Linked DNA regions of Homo sapiens: region 2 is linked to region 1. Evidence: chromatin loops called from intact Hi-C (ENCODE). Cell type or tissue: heart right ventricle. All regions are shown on one strand. Links, peaks and the distances in the headings refer to the core of each region. The heading gives the core; the rest is flanking DNA.

Region 1 (11,415 bases), core at 897-5,896:
CCTAAGAACAGGGATAGAAAGATGGTGAATGACCACACTGATCTTTCTAAGAATGTTTTCAGCTTCGTGGTGGAAAATGATATTTGGCTGGGAAAACTTCACAGCTGATGCTACTAATGCATTCTTGAGAGTATCCTGTTTGTAGTTTGGTTAGGTCTGGGATTTGATTTCATCCTACTTTAAAGCTAAGAAGTTAGTTTGTTAATGCTTCATGTATGTTAGTAGAAGGCAAGAAACTCCCAGTCAGAGTCAAAGGACACTATTTCCCAAAGCACATGAAGCAGCATGAGCATCAGCATATTTACAGGGATTCCTCCTTCTCCCAAGCACCAAGAGGATGATGCAAAGAGCCCAGATGCCACGTGCACATGCAGCGAGTTGTGCAACCGAGAGAAACACTAAACTTTGGAATTCACTGCTTCTACAGCAAGCAATAAGCAAGCCTGATCTTATCCCAGAAGAAGACATGTCCCCATCACTCAAGGTTGCTTGCTTACTGCAAATAAAACTGAGAAATGGCCCAGGTAAAAGTGGTCAGGGCCTTGCATCCTTGGCCCAGCTAGGAAGATGTGCAGGAGAAAAAGAGGTTCTAAAGGACTGTCTCCCAGTAGGTTTTATGTGCCAGTTTGAATCCTATGAAATTGCTGCTTTTGTGGGTCAACAAAATTCAAGTATTGGTGATTTTACATGGTTCAATTTAAGATTCTCTCAGTGCTAATCAAAGTATGTTTATAATGCCTCCTTTTTTATTTTTAGGAAGTTTGACTATTCTGCCTTTTCTGTTACTATTTCTGTCTTTCCACCAAACTCTATCAGTGCTTTTTCCATAACTATTCCTACAAAGGATCTAGATCTTCTTGACTTACAGGTGAATTTAGAGTTTAAAATGATGCAAAATAATAAATGCAGGTGATATACAAGCTTCTAGCTCTAGGGTTTTTTTTTTTTTTACAGCACTGTCAAAGTGAGTTATATTTTTGTTTTCACTATGTATGACCAAGCTCCTATTTCTCTTCCTTATGCAGTTTATCAGTCTCCTGATATGTTATTAAAAATATATTCTTTACACCACCCCAGTATTATTCATATCTTATGTATATCATTTGAATCTGGTATAAATTTATTATGTCACTAAGAGAAGCCCACTGCCCAAGAACATAAAATTGCAGTACTAAATACAGAGTTTAAAAAAAAACTATTAATAATTATTAATTTATTTTATGATGTGCAGCGATTGAAATATTTTATGTGTATTATCTTGTGTGAAGATGTTACCAGAAAGTCCCAATCCAGACCCCAAGAGAGGGTTCCTGGATCTCACGCAAGAAAGAATTTAGGGCAAGTCCATAGAGTAAAGTGAAAGCAAGTTTATTAAGAAAGTGAAGGAACAAAAGAATGGCTACTCCATAGACAGAGCAGCCCCAAAGACTGCTGGTTGCCCATTTTTATGGTTATTTCTTGATGATATGCTAAACAAGGGGTGGATTATTCATGCCTCCCCTTTTTAGACCATGTAGGGTACCTTCCTGATGTTGCTATGGCATTTGTAAACTGTCATGGTGCTGGTGGGAGTATAGCAGTGAGGACGACCAGCGGTCACTCTCGTCGCCATCTTGGTTTTGGTGGGTTTTGGCTAGCTTCTTTATTGCAACCTGTTTTATTAGCAAGGTCTTTATGACCTGTACCTTGTGCAGACCTCCTATCTCATCCTGTGACTTAGAATGCCTTAACCTTCTGGGAATGCAGCCCAGTAGGTCTCAGCCTTATTTTACTCAGACCCTATTCAAGATGGAGTTGCTCTGGTTCACACACCTCTGACAATACTCATAAGAATCTTGAGTTAGATATTTTATTTATTTGATGAAGAAACTGAGACAGAGAGGTTAAGAATATGCCCACCCACGGGCACACGTTTGTTTGTTTGTTTGTTTTTAGAGACAGGATCTCACTCTATTGCCCCAGGCTAGAGTGCAGTAGCACAATCATAGCCCGCTGCAGCCTCAAACCCTTGGGCTCAAGTGATCCTCCATCCTCAGCCTCCTGAGTAGCTGTGACTGTAGGTGCACACCACCACATGTGGCTAATTTTTTATTTTTTTGTAGAGACAGCTATGTTGCCCAGGCTGGTCTTGAACTCCTGGCCTCAAGCAATCCTCCTACCTCAGCCTCCCAAAGTGCTGGGATTACAGGCGTGAGCCACTGCACCCGGCTGATAACACTGTTCTTAATGATTGATTAATTTTATTGGAATAGGGATTTTCCAGTTTTAGGATGTCAGAAGTACTCTCTAATGGATACTGCCAGTGCTTTGCCAAAACTCCTTCAGGTAACTTCTCCTGCATCGCTCTCCATCTTTGACGTGTTTTTGCCTCCAATGGCTCATACTCATGACTTTTTCCAGTGGCTACCCTTGAGCTACTGCATGTACTTTGCCTGCAGCTACAGGGAGTTAGAAGTGTGTGACAGTGACACCTGTTAGAAGAAAATCTTTAGTCAGATTAAAGTTAACAGATTTTAAGTGAGCAAGGAATGATTCACGAATCAGGCAGACTCCTGAGCTAGAGTAGGCTCAGAGAGACTCTGGCAAAGTCACATAGTGGAAAAAGATTTATAGACAGAAAAAGGAAAGTGACATATAGAAAACCCAAAGTGAGGTACAGAAACAGTCAGATTGGTTACAGCATGTCCTTTGCCTTATTTGAACACAGTTTGAACAGTTGGCCCCCTTTGATTGGCCAAAACTCTGTGATTGGCACAAGAGTAGGTTACAGTCTGTTTATACCTCCATTTAGGTTATGGCTCACTATGTACAAAGAAACCTTTAGGATGAACTTAAAATATGTAAGAAAGCAGCTTTAGGCTAAACTTGATTTAATACATCCACCACCAGAAACCCCCAGTCTCTGCTTAGAGGGTAACGGATGAGTCCAGGGGTGTGAAAGCCCAGTTCTCTTGCAGTGGGAAGTGTAACTATTTCCAGAGATAGTGTGGGATAAGGTTAAACTTACTCTCCAAAGAACTTGCCTTGAGGTTGCACCCTTGCTTGGCTTCCTCCCTTTCTTTGTCTTGCTTCCTCACTCCCGTACTAGTTTATTTTGGGAGTACCTCCTTAATAAATCACTTATGCATGACTCCTCACATCTGGACCTGCCTCTAGGGAACCCAATGTAATTGTCAGTGTTTTAGAATTATTACCAAAACATCATAAGTTTTTAATTTCCTAAAATAACCTTTAATACAAGTATTACTATTATTCAATATTCAGAATATGCCTGGAGATTACAAATGTTGTATGAATCTATTTTGAATATTTTCTCATTCTAGAATATGAAGTCTTCTTCCAGATAAGACTTTCATTTCAGCATAACATATATTTTTAGTTGAACCTCTTGTTGAAGGCACAGTAAAAAAAAGATTAGTCTTTATGGACTTGTAAATTTTAAAGTATTTGGTGTTATGATAAGACTTTATGAGAAAATAATAGCCACTTATTATAGTTTTCCACTCTACTGTAATCAAGACTGCATAGTCTTTTCTCAGCTACTCTGAAAAAGGACTTTTATTTCTGTCTCAGGATTTATTCATTTAAAATAATTAAAAAATAAAGCTCCAAAGAGCTTTAATGCTGAGTGTATTAAGTCTTATCCTGCCAACATGTTCCTTTCCTACAGAGCTCTTATTATGTTTTTGCTGAGGATTTAAGAAAAAGAAAAACATTTTTGAAAGTCAGCTCCAAAATGATGCTTCCAATAAAAGATGAACAGTGTCCTTTTTATTTACATAGATGGTGCAAAAGCAACCACAGAGACACAAAGGAGGCAAAGAGTAATGTGTCTTCCCATTATGAGTTTGAACCCACAAAAACCCAGTTGACTAGATAGAGGATCTTGAGAAGGTGAGGTGTAAAGTCAGGTTAGGATCAGGTGGTTGAAGAGCCTGAATGCCAGACCAGAGTCTAAACATTCTCCCTATAGGCTGTGGTGAGTACTAGCAGAAGTAGTAAAGCAGTAAAGAGGCAGAGGGAGTAAAGAGTAAGGATTACTCTGGAAGGATGATCTAAGGTGAAATAATTAGAGGGAAGAAGTCAGGAAAAACAGTTCAGAAAATATTATGCTGGGCATGTAACCACCCAATGGGTTCATTTTGCCCCCTGCCTAGATAGAGCTCCTTTACCAAGACAGGGGAATTACAATAGAGAAAGAGCTTAATATACATAGAGCTGGCTAAACGGGAAATGGGAGTTTTATTATTACTCAAAGCAGCCACCCTGAAAATTTGGAGGCTAGAGTTTTTCAAGGATAGTTTGGGAGGCAGGAGGCTAGGACAAGGGGAATGCTGATTGGTTGGGCATGCAATCATAGGGGTATGGAAAATGGCCCCCACGTGCTGAGTCTACTTCTGGGTGGGGGCCACAGAGGAGTCACTAGTCCAGGTGAGGCATCATCAGAAATGCAAAAGCCTGAAAAGACATCTCGAAGGGCCAATCTTAAGTTTTACAATAGAGGTGTTATTTACAGAAGTAATTGGGGAAGTTGAAAACCTTACGACCTTCAAAATAATGGCTGGTAATCTAAGGCCTACATCTTAGCATAAATCAGGCCCCTCATACTCCTAATATGGTGGCCTTCCATTAGTTTTACAAAGGTGGTTTAGTTGGGGAAGGGCTATTATCATTTAAACTATAAACTAAATTTTTCCCAAAGTTAGCTTGGCCCAGGAATGACCAAGGGCATTTTGGAAGTTAAAGGCAAGATGGAGTTAGTTAGATGAAACCCCTTTCACTGCCATAATTTTCTCACTATTATGATTTTTGCCAAGGTGGTTTCATACACACATGAATTGAATAACAACTAAGTTGAGTTGGTGGCCACAGAAATTTCCATTCTTTCCCCACAAAGGGACAGAAATCAGAGAGGTTATTCAGAAGGATTCAAGTATTATAAGATCATGAGAACTTGTCTTCAATCATCTTTGTTTCATCCCTGAGAAAGTATAATAATGCTGAAAATTGACTTATAGACCTACAGAAGCCAGAAGGGAAGCAGAATGGAAAAATGAGGAGCCATGTGTTTTCAGATAGGAAATAGGAAATGCAGAATTGTCACGCTGAGGTGTCAGTTGAAATTCAGGGTTAGTTTTCAATCTTATAGTCAGGTGTTGAGTCACATGCAACCTTCATTTCAAGCTCATATTTCAAACCTCATTCAATATGGAAACTTGAAAAAGCTTTTAAAAAATTAAAAACTATAATCTCCATCAGTTTCCTCTTAGACATACGCTAATTCACCCTATGGCATTTCCTTTATAATTAGGTTTGCAAGTCTATCACTTTAAAGGTTGACTATTTTCTCAAAGGCTGTTGCTTCAAAGATTTGTTGTGCAGGAGAATTCTTATTTCAAATAAAAATTTACCTTGAAGCATAAAATATAAGTCAGATAAAAACAGAACTGCTCTGATTTGGGAAGGCTGGGTAATGGGTCTAAAGATACTACCTGTCCCCCAATTTCCCTGCAGACCTGAAGCACTTACTACTCAAATTGTGGTCCAGGGCCAGTGGCATTAGTTTTAGATGAAAGCTTGCTCAAAAATCAAATTTTTCAACATCAGAACTTGCATTTAACAAAATCCCTAGGTAATTTGATGCTCTTGAAAATTTAGGTAGCACAGCTTTAGAGTGCAGACATCACCTGGAAAGTTTGTTAAAACACAGATTCTTGTCCATATCAATAGATCAGTGGTAGAGCATGAGAGTCTGCATGTTTAACAAGCTCCCAGGTGATGCTGATATTGCTGGTCCTCAGACTACTGCACATCAAGTGGCAAGAAGCTAGAGTAGTGATTCTCCACTGTTAGTGGGCATCAAAATCATCTGGAAGGCTTGTTAAAACCTGAGCTGGTGGGTTCCATCTCCCCATCAGAGTTTCTGATTCAGCAGTGGGACAGAAGGCGGGAATGTGGAGAATCTTCATATCTAACAAGTTCCCAGGCAATGTTGATGCTGTTTCTCTGGGGAACGCAATAGAGCATTTGGCTCATAATTAGGAAAAGTTGCCACTAGGTAAGCAGAGGTATCTTGATTTAGTTTTCGAATAAAAAGAAGTAAAATACAAAAGAAAGACAAAAGTTTCTGCCCTTAAGGATCTTAGAGTCTAGTTCAAAATGCAGAAAAGTAAACAAACACCTCACAAAATGGTAAGTACTAAAATGAAGAGCACGTGCAAGCAACTAGCGGAGAAGAGCCATTAACTCAACCTCTGTGGGGCGGGCATAGGAGCGGGCTAGGGAAGGGTTCATTAGTTTTCTTAGAATGTGAGAAAAACTTGGAAGTAGTCTGATTGCTTAAATGATCTGCACTCTGTACAAGACACAATCTTCAATTTGAGATCCTGATAATAGCCATGGACATACCAGTTAATTTTACATTTGTAATTAAAAATAATCTCAGCATCTTTTATGAGGCAGGATGCGGTAGTTGGGGAGGAGTGTTGAGAATCAGGGGTTTGCAGCAGAAGCAATGGAGAAGGGGCTAAACCTGAACATGCCCTCCCTCAGAGTGGGGAAGAGGCTGGAATTAAATCATAGTCAAGAAACAACCAGCCAGGCGCGGTGGCTCACGCCTGTAATCTCAGCACTTTGGGAGGCCGAGGCGGGCAGATCACGAGGTCAGGAGATCGAGACCATCCTGGCTAACACGGTGAAACCCCATCGCTACTAAAAATACAAAAAATTAGCTGGGCGTGGTGGTGGGCGCCTGTAGTCCCAGCTATACAGGAGACTGAGGAAGGAGAATGGCGTGAACCTGGGAGGCAGCGCTTGCAGTGAGCCAAGATTGCACCACTGCACTCCAGCCTGGGCAACAGAGCCAGACTCTGTCTCAAAAAAAAAAAAAAAAAAAAAAAGAAATAACCTGGATGTCTCTGGCTCTTTACTTCTCAGAAAGTCAAGCATCTGATGTTAGCTCCTGTTCCCAAATTCATTGGTTCATATAACTAAAAGATCTGAAGGGAGTTCAAGAATAAAAGAATCCAGAGATTCCAAAGATGTTATCAGAGTTTAATGAGTTTCCCTATTTTAATTTTGCATCAGATCTTTTTCTGTTGGTTTTATTGAAGCAGGCTCTTTCCATGTGAGAGCAAAATGCAACCCCTGCTCTTATTGTCCTTCCGCCCATCCCCTGCAGCTCTAGTCCTGGATCCTATCCTCTCCACAACCCTGGAAAAAAAGTGTTTCTCTTTTGTAGTGATTCCAGTACAATTCCCAAAGAGGGACTGAATGGGCCTCCATGAGTCAAGAAGTTGGAATATGCTGTTGTCCCAGCCCAGGTCACATGTTCACTCATAGACCAGCTTCCCAAACCACGTAGGTTGAGATAGGAAATAAAATCAGGCCGCTTATGTTGGAAGAAGAGTGAGTAGACACTGGTCAGTTAAAAAGCAACAACTGGCTGGGTGCGGTGGCTCACGCCTGTAATCCCAACACTTTGGGAGGCCAAGGTGGGTGGATCGCCTGAGGTCAGGAGTTCGAGACCAGACTGGCTAACATGGTGAAATCCTGTTTCTACTAAAAATACAAAAAACTAGCCGGGCGTGGTGGCAAGTGCCTGTAATCCCAGCTACTTGGGAGGCTGAGGCAGGAGAATCGCTTGAACCTGGGAGGCAGAGGTTGCAGTGAGCCGAGATTGCACCATTGCACTCCAGCTTGGGCAACAAGAGCGAACCTCCATCTCAAGAAAAAAAAAAAAGCAACAGCTTCCCCCTAACCCAGAAAAAGCACAGGGCCTTTCTACAAGTCTCAGAGTTCACCCTAGCAGATTCTAAGTGTCATATTCTCAAAAAGAAGGTAAAATCATTTATTTCTCAACTATGTGCTGGGCATACATTCAAAATTAGGTTCAGGATTCCCCAGAGCAAAGCCAAAGTCCATTCTACTCACTGTGTCTGCTTAATTGTAGCAACCATGCCTCTGTGCCCTTACACAAAATCTTCAGGAATCTATTTTCATGAACCATTCCCAGGATTCAGGTAAGTGAGAGACACTCTAGGGAAGCGTTAACATCAAAAACTCTGAAGCCATATTGCCCAGGTAAAGCTCCGCCCAGTCACTTCATGGCTGTGTACCTGGGCAAGTCGCAGAACATGTTTGTGTCTCAACTGCCTCATTGATAAACTGTGGATAAGAGGACCTACCTTACACTGCTGTTGGGGAGATTAGGTAGGTTAACGTTTGTAAAGTGCTTTGAATGATGATTTTCCATGACAGAGTGACTTGTCCACCCTAGACCACCTACTCTAATCACAATGTAAGAGCTTAGTAAATATTAGGAGTTAAGACTATTAATACTAATGATACTGTCAGAAAATGTGGTGTCTGATGCTCCTGCCACAAGAAAGCCTATGTTCCCAAATCACTTTCATTAGGGTTTTTCTCTAGGGCTAAATACAGAGAGCATGTCCAAACAGGTGCTATGGCAGAACCCTGATTCAGCTTTGTTTTCCCGGAGCTGAGCTGAAGCAAGGTGTTATCTGAGCTTTTCAGATGTGTGTCTCTGAAGGTCCAGGATTTTCAAAAGATGAACGTTTAAATCTACTTTCAGTGTGAGGCCAGGGAACAGAAGAGAAGTGGAAATATCCTTGGCCATTTCTTGTAGGTGCCCAACCCAGGGATCTGCTTATTGCAAATATTCCTGTGGCCCCTCCTTTCTCCCCAAATTAACCAGGATGCCCAAAACTTGAACCCAGGCTTGCAAAGAAAACTAGCTACAAGAGGCATTTTTAATTAAGTGCTGTTAAGATCACTTTGGCAGTGGTGATGGGGTTTCACAGATATTATTAAATAATAGAAAAAATGTGTATACATTTTTCTGGAAGAAGCATACAGACATTTTCACATTTTAAAAATATTTTTCAAAGAGTCTGTAACCCCCCTTTCAAAAGATAAGAACTGCTGACTCAGAGGGATACTAGTTGAATTTAAGCAATTCAGGTAATTAACTGAAATCAATCAATTCAATTAATGAGAATATGTTCTTATTTGCCTGATAATCATATTTTTGTTATTTTAAAGGAAAGCTGTTGATAGAGAAATGTTATCCCATTATTTTTCATGATGATGGGACTGATATCTCCCCAGATGTATTTTTGCTTTTCTAGCCAAAACCTGACAGCTAGCCTCCTCTAGTCAGCAGGGTTGCTTCGAAGACACAGTTGTGTGTGCTGGTCTTCATTTGCTGTGAGTCTAAATGGAAACCTATAGGTGCTTTTCTGTGTCTTTGGTGTTTTCTGAAAATATCTCATTAGACATCTCAACATGCTGGTAAGGTGGAATCTCAAACAATCACCACATAGCAATAGGGCCGAAGAACTCAGGGCTTCCTCCACTCCAACACTCTGCCTGTGCATGTGACTTCTGCTCCAAGTCCTTGGTCCAGTCCTTAACCCATTTATGCCTGAGGTTGCAATTTTTTGAATTTTTGCCATCAGACCTTGGCAATGACCTTGAGCAGTGGGATATAAATAACTTCCACATGGTTAGCGTTGCAATAATGGAACGCTAGGCATAATGATGTAAATAATGTTGGCACTTCTTCCAGAGATCCCGAGGGCAGGATCCTACTGGTGCCAGGCACTCATTTACAGTAAGCAGCGTCTGTTACCAGCCTCAGGAGCAGAAGGTGAGAGTAATGATCACGGATCTCTGCACCAGTGGCTTCCCCAACCTAGTTACTTGTTTGTAATTAAGATGACAATGCAGCCGGGTGCGGTGGCTCATGCCTGTAATCCCAGCTCTTTGGGAGGCTGAGGCGGGCAGATCACTTGAGGTCAGGATTGGAGACCGGCCTGGCCAACATGGTGAAACCCTTTCTCTACCAAAAATATAAAAGATGAGCCAGGTGAGCCAGGTGTGGTGGCTCATGCCTGTAATCTCAGCTACTCGGGAGGCTGAAGCAGTAGAATCGCTTGAACCCAGGAGGTGGAGGTTGTAATAAGCCGAGATCATGCCACTGTACTCCAGTCTGGGCGACAGAGCGAGGCTCTGTCTCCAAAAAAAAGAAAAAAAGAAAAGACAATGCAACACATTTTCACTTCCTTCAGGAATTAGTACATTCCAATTTGAAGGGACAGGAGAAGATGGCTAGGTGTGCCCAGATCTTGGATTCTAAAGACAGAAGGCCATGAACAAGTGCTTGTTTTCTGGTTGGTGGCATTGGAGGAAGGATGATAGCAGGCGCCGCACACAGAGGGTTTTCCAGGAGGTGGCAGTGCGCCCTAAGGCTGGATCTTGGCTGTGCCTGCCTTGTGTATCAACCAAAGAATATTGTAATTGAGACATAACATTATAATGCATTCCAGACCACACAGCTACTCGAGTGTCACCTCAAAATGCTTCTTACTAGTTTCAAAGTCACTGTAACCAGGGTAGGGAGCTGGAAGCGAGGTAGAGGGTGGGAAGAAATGGGAGGGAGCTCTTGGAGACAAATCCGGCAGCGACACTTAGCATTGCTGTGAATGGAGTTTCAATACCATCAGACCAGGAGATACCCTGATGCATATTTACAACTGCTCCCACGTTCACCTCTGAAGACCAATAAAAGAAACTGAAGGACTCATATTGTCTCCATTTTAATTCCCAGGTTTACAAGAAATATTTCATTATTCTAATTCACAGGGAAATAAAGCATCTTCCCTTTTTAAATGAAAGGTCTCCTTGTTCAGGGTGAAGAGCAAATCAAATCAGTCTCTCCCCTGAGAGGTAAGGTTGGCCCCAGATACCAGACTGTGAGGTGAATGGCCACGTGTGGATGATGGTGATGGGAGGAGGGAGGAGAAAAAAGAACACTGGGTGTTGACCAGATCGTGCGTGTGAAACACACATAAGAGATGTATTCACACGGAGTCCATCACAGGCAGGGCAGATTGACTCTGTAATTTCCAATGCCTGACAATGACATCTCGGGACAGACTAAGTGATGGAGGAATAAGAGGGAGGCTAGGCAGGTGTCTTTCCCCTGCAATAGGCTGTTGGCTGGGGTGCTGGTTTACGCAGGCACATTTACAGAAATGAAAGAGCTGGATAAGATCAGAGCAAGGAGTGCTACAATGACTCCTTAGTGTTGTCACATCGTTTACTAGACACATTTCTCGCTTGGGAGCCTGACTTCCTGTTTACACAGTTCTTATTTGTATTTTTTTGTTTATAGCTCCTTGGACTTAGCCAGAGACCTCCATATGGATGAGAGAAGAGTAAAGTCAGCCAGGTGGATTGCTTGGGAAATCTGTGCAAATGAAAATGATACTTAAAGAAAAAAAGCCCAGCCTTTAAATGCCTTTGAATTCATCCAGAGTCTGTATGTGGTTTCCCTTTAATTTAGAAAACTAGTTGCTTTCTGATTTCCTCAACCCTCTTGCACTGGAACTT
Region 2 (11,415 bases), core at 3,074-8,073, 380 kb after region 1:
ACTGTACAATCTAGAAGAAATGGATAAATTGCTGGACACATACACTGTCCCAAGACTAAACCAGGAAGAAGTCGAATCCCTGAATAGATCAATAACAAGTTCTAAAATTGAGGCAATAATTAATAGCCTACCAACCAAAGAAAGCCCAGGACCAGACAGATTCATAGCCAAATTCTACCAGAGGTACAAACAGGAGCTGGTACCATTCCTTTTAAAACTATTCCAAACAGTAGAAAAAGGAGGAAGCCTCCCTAACACATTTTATGAGGCCAGCATCATCCTGATACTGAAACCTGGCAGAGACACACACAAAAAAAAGAAAATTTCAGGCCAATATCCTTGATGAACATCAACGCGAAAATCCTCGATAAAATAATGGCAAACTGAATCCAGCAGCACATTAATCCACCACGATCAAGCCGGCTTCATCCCTGGGATGCAAGGATGGTTCAACATATGCAAACCAATAAATGTAATCCATCATATAAACAGAACCAATGACAAAAACCACATGATTATCTCAATAGATGCAGAAAAGCCTTTGATAAAATTCAACACCTCCTAAAAACACTCAATAAACTAGGTCTTGATGGAATTAATCTCAAAATAATAAGAGCTATTTATGACAAACCCACAGCCAATATCATACTGAATGGGCAAAAGCTGGAACCTTTTGAAAAGCAGCACAAGACAAGGTTGTCCTCTCTCACCACTCCTATTCAACATAGTATTGGAAGTTCTGGCCAGGCAATCAGGCAAGAGAAAGAAATAAAGGGTATTCAAATAGGAAGAGAGAAAGTCAAATTGTCTCTGTTTGCAAATGACATGATTTATATTTAGAAAACCCATCATCTCAGCCCCAAAACTCCTTAAGCTGATAAGCAACTTCAGCAAAGTCTCAGGATACAAAATTAATGTGCAAAAATCACAAGCATTCCTATACACCAATAATAGACAAATGGACAGCCAAATCATGAGTGAACTCCCATTCACAATTGCTACAAAGAGAATAAAATACCTAGGAATACAACTTATACGGGATGTGAAGGACCTCTTCAAGGAGAACTACAAACCACTGCTCAAAAAAATAAGAGAGGGCACAAACAAATGGAGAAACATTCCATGCTCATGGATAGGAAGAATCAATAATATGAAAATGGCCATACTGCCCAAAGTAATTTATAGATTCAATGCTATTCCCATCAAGCTACTATTAACTTTCTTCACAGAATTAGAAAAGACTACCTTAAATTTCATATGGAACCGAAAAAGAGCCCATATAGCCAAGACAATCCTAAGCAAAAAGAATAAAGCTGGAAACATCACACTACCTGGCTTCAAACTATATTACAAGCCTACAGTAACCAAAACAGCTTGGTCCTAGTATCAAAATAGATATATAGACCAATGGAACAGAACAGAGGCCTCAGAAATAACACCACACATGTACAACCATCTGATCTTTGACGAACCTGACAAAAACAAGCAATGGGGAAAGGATTCCCTATTTAATAAACGGTGTTAGGAAAACTGGCTAGTCATATGCAGAAAACTGAAATTGGACCCCTTCTTTTTACCTTATACAAAAATTAACTCAAGATGGATTAAAGATTTAAACATAAGACCTAAAACCATAAAAATCCTACAAGAAAACCTAGGCAATACCATTCAGAGCATAGGCATGGGCAAGGACTTCATGTCTAAAACACCAAAAGCAATGGCAACAAAAGCCAAAATTGACAAATGGGATTTAATCGAACTAAAGAGCTTCTGCACAGCTGTTCAGAGTGAACAGGCAACCTACAGAATGGGAGAAAATTTTTGCAAGCCATCCATCTGACAAAGGGCTACAAGGAACTTAAACAAATTTACAAGAAAAAAACAAACAACTCCATCAAAAAGCAGGCAAAGGATATGAACAGACACTTTCCAAAAGAAGACATTTATGCGGCCAACAAACATATGAAGAAAAGCTCATCATCACTGGTCATCAGAGAAATGCAAACCAAAACCACAATGAGATACCATCTCACACCAGTTAGAATGGCGATCATTAAAAAGTCAGGAAGCAACAGATGCTGGAGAGGATGTGGAGAAATAGGAACGCTTTTACACCGTTGGTGGGAGTGTAAATTAGTTCAACCATTGTGGAAGACAGTGTGGCGATTCCTCAAGGATCTAGATCTAGAACTAGAAATACCATTTGACCCAGCAATCCCATTACTGACTATATACCCAAAGGATTATAAATCATTCTACTATAAAGACATATGCACACATATGTTTATTGCAGCACTATTCACAATAGCAAAGACTTGGAACCAACCCAAATGCCCAGCAGTGATAGACTGGATAAAGAAAATGTGGCACATATATACCATGGAATATTATGCAGCTATAAAAAAGGATAAGTTTGTGTCCTTTGCAGGGACATGGATGAAGCTGGAAACCATCATTCTCAGCAAACTAACACAGAAACAGAAAACCAAACACCGCATGTTCTCACTCATAAGTGGGAGTTGAACAATAAGAACATATGGGCACAGGGAGGGGAACATCACACACTGGGGCCTGTCAGCAGGTTGGGGGCAAGGGGAGGGATACCATTAGGAGAATTACCTAATGTAGATGACAGGTTGATGGGTGCAGCCAACCACCATGGCACATGCATACCTATGTAACAAACCTGCACATTCTGCACATGTATCCCAGAACTTAAAGTATAATAATAATAAAAAAACAGTTTTCAACAAATTTAGAGGTTCTTTATGGAAAACTAAGTTTCCTTATTTAGGAAATAATCCTTTGAGGGAAAAATAATACCATGTTCAAAGGATCAACTTCCTCAGGAAGAGAATTTAGAGAAAGTTCTTCTTTCCATATAACAAATCCATGTTTAAATTGCTTTATCAAAAGACAAAGTTCTCACAATTGACTGAATCAAAGCACTCAGATGACAAAATGGCAAATTTTCAGGAGGAAGCCACTCCTCTAGACATGGGAGAATCTCAGAAATAATTGTATTAACCACATTAACTAGTACTAGGTTTTCTGCAATGTTCATGACACCAAAAATGAATAGTCAACTTATTTCTGTCTAAGACAGTTTAGACTAAATTACTTTTTAAGTTTCTTGATTTAACGTGACCAAATATATATATACACATATAAATACACACACACACATATGTAGCATGGTATATGGCATGCTTCTAAATGCAAATTACTCACTTTACCACTGTAAGGAAGAAAGGGTAACACCTTTTCCTCACCCATCACAAGAGTCATGGCCAACAGTCCTATGACAGAAGACAAGTTAGCATGAAAAAAGCACAACAAATTTATTTAGCAAAGTTTTACTTGACACAGGAGCCTTCAGAAATGAAGACCTGAAGACCCAGGAAAATTTTGTACTTGTATGCTAAGTCTGATGAAAGAAGTAAATAGTTATGGAGAAACATGGTTAGAAAGATCTGACCTACTGGTAATCAACTGAGAAGGGAACCTAGGAAGGCCTGTTTGCTCAGATTCTTCTTGGCCTCTATGTAGCATACCTTCTCCCTGAGTATGGGGCACGTCACCCTGGGATGAGAGCCTTATGTCCTACTTTCAAGCAAGGTAGGTTGGAGAATTCTTTTATGACCATGCTTCACACAGAAAGGCAGGGTAAGGTCACAGTGACCTTCTTATTTCTGAGGCCCTCCCAATCTCCTGCAGTTCCAAGTACTTTGGGGTAACATTTTCAAGGCCCCAGTGCCACACTGTTTACCACTTTTGTGCCCAAAGAAAGATACTAATCAACCTATAATTTCTGTAGTATGTTTGATGAGATCAAAAAACAATGGATATGCTTCATAAAACATCATATTCTAATGTAAGTATGATAGCAGTTTTATATATTTACTATAAATATATAACATTTTATTGTATATTTACATTTATTTTACTAATTTATTTGGCATTTGTTTGTTTGTCTTTGTTGTGGTTGTTTTTTCTTTAAGATGGAGTTTCACTTACATCCAGGCTGGAATGCAGTGGCGTGATCTTGGCTCACTGGAACCTCCACCTCCTGGGTTCAAGCAATTCTCGTGCTTCAGCCTCCCGAGTAGCTGGGATTATAGGTACGCTCTTTCATGCCCAGCTAATTTTTGTATTTGTAGTACAGATGGGGTTTTGCCATGTTGGCCAGGCTGGTCTTGAACTCCTGGCCTCAAGTGATCTGCCTGCCTCAGCCTCCCAAAGTGCTGGGATTACAGGTGTGAGCCACCATGCCCAACCTCATTTATTTATTCGTGTGTGTGTGTGTGTGTGTGTGTGTGTGTGTGTGTGTATAACTGCCTAATAGCTTATACCTTAAGAGAGCCTTAAATAGTATAAGAAAGAAAAGATAAACAAAGGGCAAGACTGTCACATCTGTGTGGCTACAAAAGGAAAATATTCCTTACACAGCATATTTCCTACATGATTGACAAAGCTAGCAATCTGCATTCAAAAGCATGTAGCCCATGTACCACAGGCTACATACAGGCTCTCAGGCTAATGATCAGAATAACAATTATGAGTAACTTTTCCCGAATGCTTACTAAGTGCCAGGCACTACACTAAGTGTTGTTTTGTTTTGTTTTGTTTTTGAGACAGAGTCTCACTGTGTCACCCAGGCTGGAGTGCAGTGGTGAGATCTTGGATCACTGCAACCTCCTCCCAGGTTCAAGCGATTCTCCTGCCTCAGCCACCCAAGTAGCTGGGATTACAGGCGTGTACCACCATGCCCAGCTACTTTTTGTGTTTTTAGTAGAGACCGGGTTTCACTATGTTGGCCAGGATGGTCTAAAACTCCTGACCTAAGGTGATCCACCTGCCTCAGCCTCCCAAAGTGCTGGGATGACAGGCATGAGCCACTGTGCCCGGCCTTACACTAAGTGTTTTGCATAATGTTATATGCCTTGTTTAATCCTCATTTTTCGAAGGAGGCTCCTGAGACTCACAGAAGTGAGCTGCACAGAGTCATGTGATTGATAAGTGGTTAAGCTGAGGTTCAAATACAGGCCACTGAATTTCAAACTAAAAACCCACAATCATTCCAGGCACCACCTTAAAGTTCTACTTATAAGGGGCCAGCGAGTGGCACACGGCCCAGGACGAAAAAGTGAGTGAGGATATTCAAACACAAGTCACATCACGACATGGCAAAAACAGAAAAACTTTGATGTTCTCCATCTGTTCTTCAGACAGAGAGCTCAAACATAAGAGAGTAGGGCTCAACTTTAAGACAGAAACTGCCCAGCACCATCTGCAGGTGGATTGCATTGTTTGGGGAGGCAGTCACATGACCCAGATCTGCTTCCTGCCTCTGCTTGCAGAAGTCTAACACTCTGAGGGCTAACACCAATCCTGCTTGCAGGATTCTAACACTCTGAGGCTCCGAGGTTGTTAAAGTCCCTGTCTCCCACACTACCAACCCCACTGTCAGCTTGACCATGAGTGAATGCCTTCACCAATGTATAGAAAGGACCTTGCTAATAGGAAAAAAGATGAGCCTGGAGCCTAAACAGGAAGGCTTTCTCTTCCACGGATTGGAAGCACCGCTAAAGAAGCTGGCTGACTTGTGAGGTTCGGGGATAACGAAGTATGAATGTACAGCTCCGGGTACTGTGCTTGGAGCATATGAAACATGCAACACATGACTAGTGTTGTTATACAGTTTTCATTCCCACAGTCTCTAACAAAATATAGTCATACGTCTTTTTTTAAAAAGACGTGTTGGATTCTAGTGCTGAGAAGAAGAGAAGCTACCACTAATATAGCATGAGAGAGTGGCAGACAGAGAGATCCCTGGGGACCCACATTTTTCAGGGAGAAACCCCAATTCTTTCTGCCCTTCAAGCAGTGGCACACAGCAGAAAGTGAAATCATTCATTGGACAGCTTGATTGGAAACTGTGATTTATATTACAGGGATCTTTTTGCCACAATAGCCTAATCTAAATCAGGCCATTATTTCATACAAGCCATTATTTCATAAAGTTTTACATTTTAACCTGTAACTCAGGTACCAAGTTTCCTCAAGCTACACATTCCCACTCATCAACAATATCATTGGTTTGACATTATACATACAAAAAGAGCAATTTTTTAAGAAAAACAGTTATAAGCTGATACATCATTTTCAACACACCCTATATATAAAGTTGCTGTGTTTCAGAGGTTATTTGGATTATTTTAATCTATTGAAAAAAAAAGCTAACACGACACTTTTGGACAGTTCAGCCTCCTTTTTCTTTGCTTTGATGGTGTTCTTTTCTCCTTTTCTCCCTCTAGTTTTTATCTCTGTTCAAAAGCAAGATTTTAAATCCTGTAAGTAGAAATTGGAACAACTTCTGGGCTTTGCACAGCACCTAGCTAGTTCTTCAGGATATTCTTTGTTCTATTTTTTAACATACATTTTTAAAGGTAATAATAAACTAAACTTTGACCTTTAAAATCTTCAAATAAATCAATCAGCAGAGAAATAACTAGGTAAAGAGCAGAATGGAAAACAATCAAACAAGGCTGGAAAGTCATAGAAAATTCCTAAAATTGTGTGTTTGTATGTGTGTGTGTGTGTGTGTGCATGTTGTTGTTCTTATTGTTCATTTGTATATGTGTGATTTGAGCAACATTTGAGAAAAAAAAAATAAGAAAATGAGGAAACTGGTAGTTGCTTTTGAAGTCATTTTATAAGGCAAATATTTGTAAAGCAAAGGAAAAGAGAAAGGGGTCGTGCAATCAGTGCCATTCCCTGAGCCCCTGCCTGCACCAGTCAGCTCTAGCCTCTGCAGGGCCCTTGTCTGGGCATTGTCCCTTGGGCTCTTTGTTCTTAGTTGCCAGGAGAAAGTGGTCATTGTTTCTCTACTTCTCTTCCTCTTTTTGTTTTTTATTTTTTTCTTCTTCTTCTCTTCCATCTCCTCATCTTTTTCCCTATTCTCCTTCCTTTGCTTTTAAATCCAGTTTGGTATAGAGGTCCTTTCTTGATTTACTTACAACCATGTTTCTTCTCCTGGTACAGATAACTTTCTTTGAACAAAGTATGACCTGTGAATCAAAACTCCTGCTACCAAAGTCCCATGTTGTACCACACTAAAACCTACAATGTCCTCCCTGAAGTTGTTTTCATGGCTCAACGAACATAAGAGCCAAGTCAAAGCCAGACATAAGATGAGTTCATATTTGAGGCTAAGGGAAAATTACTTCTGGGGGAAGTAATGTTTTGGCTTAAATTCACATGAAATATAAATGACTAATATCAAATATTTTGCTGAAGCAGAGATTGATGGAGAAAAGGATGAAGATAGAAAAGGGTGTCAAGCCCTTTAAAAGAAAGGGAGCTCTCAGTAGATGAGAGAAAATTATGCAGAAAACGTAGGCTAGTTCACTGAAGGCCAACTGGGTATGGAGTTCCACTTTGCCTTGAACTTGCTCTACCCTTCAATGTCAGGGTTATGTAAAAGTGTCCAGTTATGGTCATTCAGAATCAGACAGAGCATAAACACCTCTCTCAGAAGAACGGGAAGTGTCTACAGAGCATCATAGAATGCCAGACAGTCTAATGGTCTAATTCAGCCTCACAAAAATGTGGCTTCACTGTCCTACTCTAGGCGGCTATCTGAACTTTTCAGATTAATAATAAGAGCTAAGGAAGTTATTCCATACAGTCTGTGATTGAATCTGTAGTAGAGTTTGTCTGAATTGGCTCGACATCCTTATGAGTTACCTCCCTGTTGACCAAGAAGTCCACAGGCCCACCATCAAAATGCTCACTCACTTTGCCTCTCTCCCTCCCACTTTCTCCTTCCCTCTCTCTCTCTCTCCCCGCCTGCCACCCCACAACATACACCTTAGGTTTGGGTCAGCCAACAACTCGTAACCCCAGCGCAGCTCCTGAAGCCCCAGACAACTACCTTCTCACCTAGGAACTTAGGCAAAGCTGGAATTTCCAAGTTTGTCACAAGACAGTTTGTTGGGTGCATCCCACCCCGTTGCTCCCCTAGCGAATTGCATTTCTCTGTGATGACTTTACTCTTATGGACCTTCTACATTCTCAGGAATTTAATGGCCCTAATTTGCACTAGACCCATCTAACTCCAAAAGTCCATGGCAAGAAGCAATTTGTCATTTGCTGAGAACTCTCTCTAATGTTGCATTTTCTAGGGAAGAAGGTTGGTTGGTTTGTACAATCAAAATTTCTTACTGAGGCTTAGTTGCCTCTTCTAAAATTTTGCTTCCATGGCTATGTTATGGCATTATTCTCAAGGGATTACAAAAGGTCTCCTTATATGCATTTCCTTCAGGAATGTCAATAATCTACTATAGATTTTCTATAAATAATAATAGCCTCACTTTTTGAATGCTTACTATGGATCAGGCACTATACATTTGTCAGATCATTTATGGTCAAAAAAATCCTGTAGCCAGTCCAACTACTATTCCCATTTTACAAATGGTAAAATTGAGACTCAGTGAGCTTGAGATGCTAATTAGTGGAGACATTCTAGGGTATAAACTCAGGCAGTCTAACTTTAGAAGCCTATGAGCTTAAACACTACACTATCATGCCCCATATGTGCTTCTAGCCACTATATAATGCCACTACATAAATCTTTTACAAAAGACTGGGAGCTCCTCCCATGTAATATGTGTGCAGATTTACTCAACTTTACATTCCCGTAGGGCCTGGCATGTAGGAAGATGGCCTGCATAAAAGCCATAAGATGGCCAGGAGAGAAACATGAAGTCTCCCTGGTTGGTACACAGAACATTCTCCCACACCTTCCTATTATATGATCTGTGTTCATGGCTAGCAACAGTGCCCTAGGAAACATAAGCTAAACAAGACCCTGCAGTGTCACTTGGAATAAATGAAAGTTCCTTTCTTCATCTCTGGACTTTACAATGGGGCAGTTCCCAAACTTCCCAAACAGAATTGCTGTCTCAGCACATTTTCCCCAAGCCCACACTCTAACTTCTTAAAGAGAACCAGGCTTGAGGCAGAAATGAGAGCTCTCCTTTCTTGACTCCCCTAAATCCCTATCCTTGCAGTCTGTTCTGGCTCCAAACGTGAGCAGTGCTCACTCTGGCCATTTCTGAGGCCCAGGTGAATTTTACCCACAAAGGAAACGATTGTGTTACCCCATCCATATCAGTAAGGGTGATCTATGTTGTTATTCAGTTGGCTACTTCTGGCGATGGCGCTTTTAAACGTGACTAGCACCCCTTTAGATAATTTCAAATGTATTTGGAATGTAACATAACAGAACACATTGTGTAAAACTGTGCATAGCAAAACCATTTCTCCAACAGCGATTTCAGTGGACCAGAGTCTGCTTCTTTCAGAAGCCCCCTGGATGCCTTAAGAATATTTGTCTCATTATCCCCATTATTTTCCCCTCCAGGGAACCGTCCCTAATAAACTTTGCTATGTCTCTTGTCCTGGCTAGTTTTAGTATGAGCCAGGGGAAAGATTTCAGAAAAGCAAGAGTTCTTTTCTGCCTGGGCTTGCAAAATTGTCTTTTGCTGCAGATGCATCTGTTAGTAATGATTGAGACAATCTGTGCAGCATAAGAGAACTTGTTGAGAGATGACTCTAAAAAGATCCTCTTCCAATAAATGTTTAACTTCTTAGTACCTTTTCATGACAGCAGGATCATGAATTTAACGTCCCCAGAAGATGAGATGATGTCTTCTCACTTGGCATGACCATCTTAAAGTAATGCTTATACCTTGGAACCAGAGGTCCTTGAGAACTTCAGGGGCCCCAAAACTATAAATATTACCCGAAAGGATACTTCAGGTTCAAGTACCATTCCCAAGTTCTGGCCCTCTCTGATAAGCTCAGGATAATTGAATTTAGTAAAGATGATCATTGAGAGGACTGGAATCCCTCAGCCTTCTTCACGTGGCCAAGAAGACCTCAAGTCTAAAATCAAATTTTCAGGAGGCTGAGAACATCAGAAAACTATTAGTTCTCTAACCCACTTCTTCTCTTATCATCTTTTTGCCTCTGTCTGGAAATGAAATCAGCATGGTTTCCATCCAGAGATTTAGAGTAGTCTGGGTATAATACCAGGCCCAATGGGCCCAAGAGAAAACCGGAGTCATCTTCGGGTATCCCATTTCCCTCGTAGCTTTATTTGTCAACACAACACATTAGCTGATAAGGTAAGTTCACTCTACTCAAGCAGGGATTACAGACTCTGAGGAGTACAAGGTGACATGCAGGAGGACAAGAAGCACAGGAAAACCCATGGTACATTTTCCTGGAGTGCCAATAGAAGAGGAAATGGCACTATTTTTGGAGCATTACAAACTAGAGTAAAACGCAAACTTGTAGTAAAACGCAAAATTCATGGACTTTCAAAATAAAACTTAAAACTGCAAATACATTTTGAGTTTGAGGCATGAGCTTCCCACTCCTTGCCTAGATCTCAGGGGGACACAATGTTTGTTTTCCTCCTCCATTAGGGGTGCTTTGATGGGTATTTGAGAAAAACTGTCCATATGTACCTCTCCCAGGGCTATTGACATTTTAACAAGGTACTCGTATTGAAAAAAAAAAAAACTGTTACAAAAAAAAAAAAAACAGAATTAAAGAAAAAGTAAAAAATGAAAGAAGTGTTTACAGGAGTCTTCATATAGTTATGGCATTACAGTTGGCTCCTCATATCTACGGGTTTGCATCTTCAGACTCAACCATGGATTGAAAATATTCCAAAAAATTAAACAAAATTAAAAAAAACAATAAAAATTACAAATTTAAAACAATATTGTATAACAACTATTTACATAGCATTTACATTATATTCAGTATTATAAGCAATCTGAAGATGATTTAAAGTAGACAGGGGGATGCATGTAGGTTATAGGCAAATACTACACCATTTTATATAAGGGACGTGGGCATCCATGGATTTTGGTACCTGTGGGGGTCCTGGAACCTACAACTATGACAGTAGTCCTCAATACACCTCATTTTATTTAAAGGTAGAATCTGAGGTCCAGAAAGGTTTGGTAATTTGTCCAACATCACATAACCCTAGGTGGCAAAGCCAAGACGCAATGAGCAGAAATAGTGAAGTAAGAAGGGCCTTGGCTAGCCCCCTCACATCATTGCCCACAGACAGCCATCTGCTCCACCCCGTGAAAGGGCCACTGGATCTGCCCCCAGATGCTGTGTCGCTGCAGCTTTCCGGGCCTGTCCTGTGGAGGATGCTTCCCACCGCACCAACAGCACAACAGCAGCCTCCCAGACCCAGGAAGGGAGAGTCAGCTTAAGGTTATTCTCTCAGCATACATCTCTGTTGAACTTCAGTGATCCCTCCAGCCTGGCTGGGGATAGTTTTGTCGAGACAGACATGTTACTCTTCGCCAATAGAAAGGAGGT

What was found. A loop is a pair of places that touch in the nucleus more often than their neighbours do. Peaks named below come from ENCODE experiments on the same cell type or tissue, not always from the same donor. Only the 100,000 strongest peaks of a DNase experiment are listed, where the experiment ranks them.
Region 2: it touches region 1 in a loop (2.4-fold over the local background); 18 of 110 quality-filtered maps call a loop at or near these places.

Annotation. Positions count from the first base shown.
Region 1 is chr2:206,971,658-206,983,072 of GRCh38, forward strand. No RefSeq gene overlaps it. Among named protein-coding and RNA genes, the nearest start is that of CPO, 38 kb to the left of the region's middle. RefSeq lists a silencer at 10,181-10,330. In heart right ventricle, for the core only: no CTCF peak of the experiment used is centred there; no DNase peak of the experiment used is centred there.
Region 2 is chr2:207,347,837-207,359,251 of GRCh38, forward strand. LOC105373851 (a long non-coding RNA gene) reads left to right here. Exons shown (of 4, transcript XR_923809.3): 4 at 4,002-10,683. Among named protein-coding and RNA genes, the nearest start is that of MIR1302-4, 84 kb to the left of the region's middle. In heart right ventricle, for the core only: a CTCF peak has its summit at 5,280 (motif pointing left); no DNase peak of the experiment used is centred there.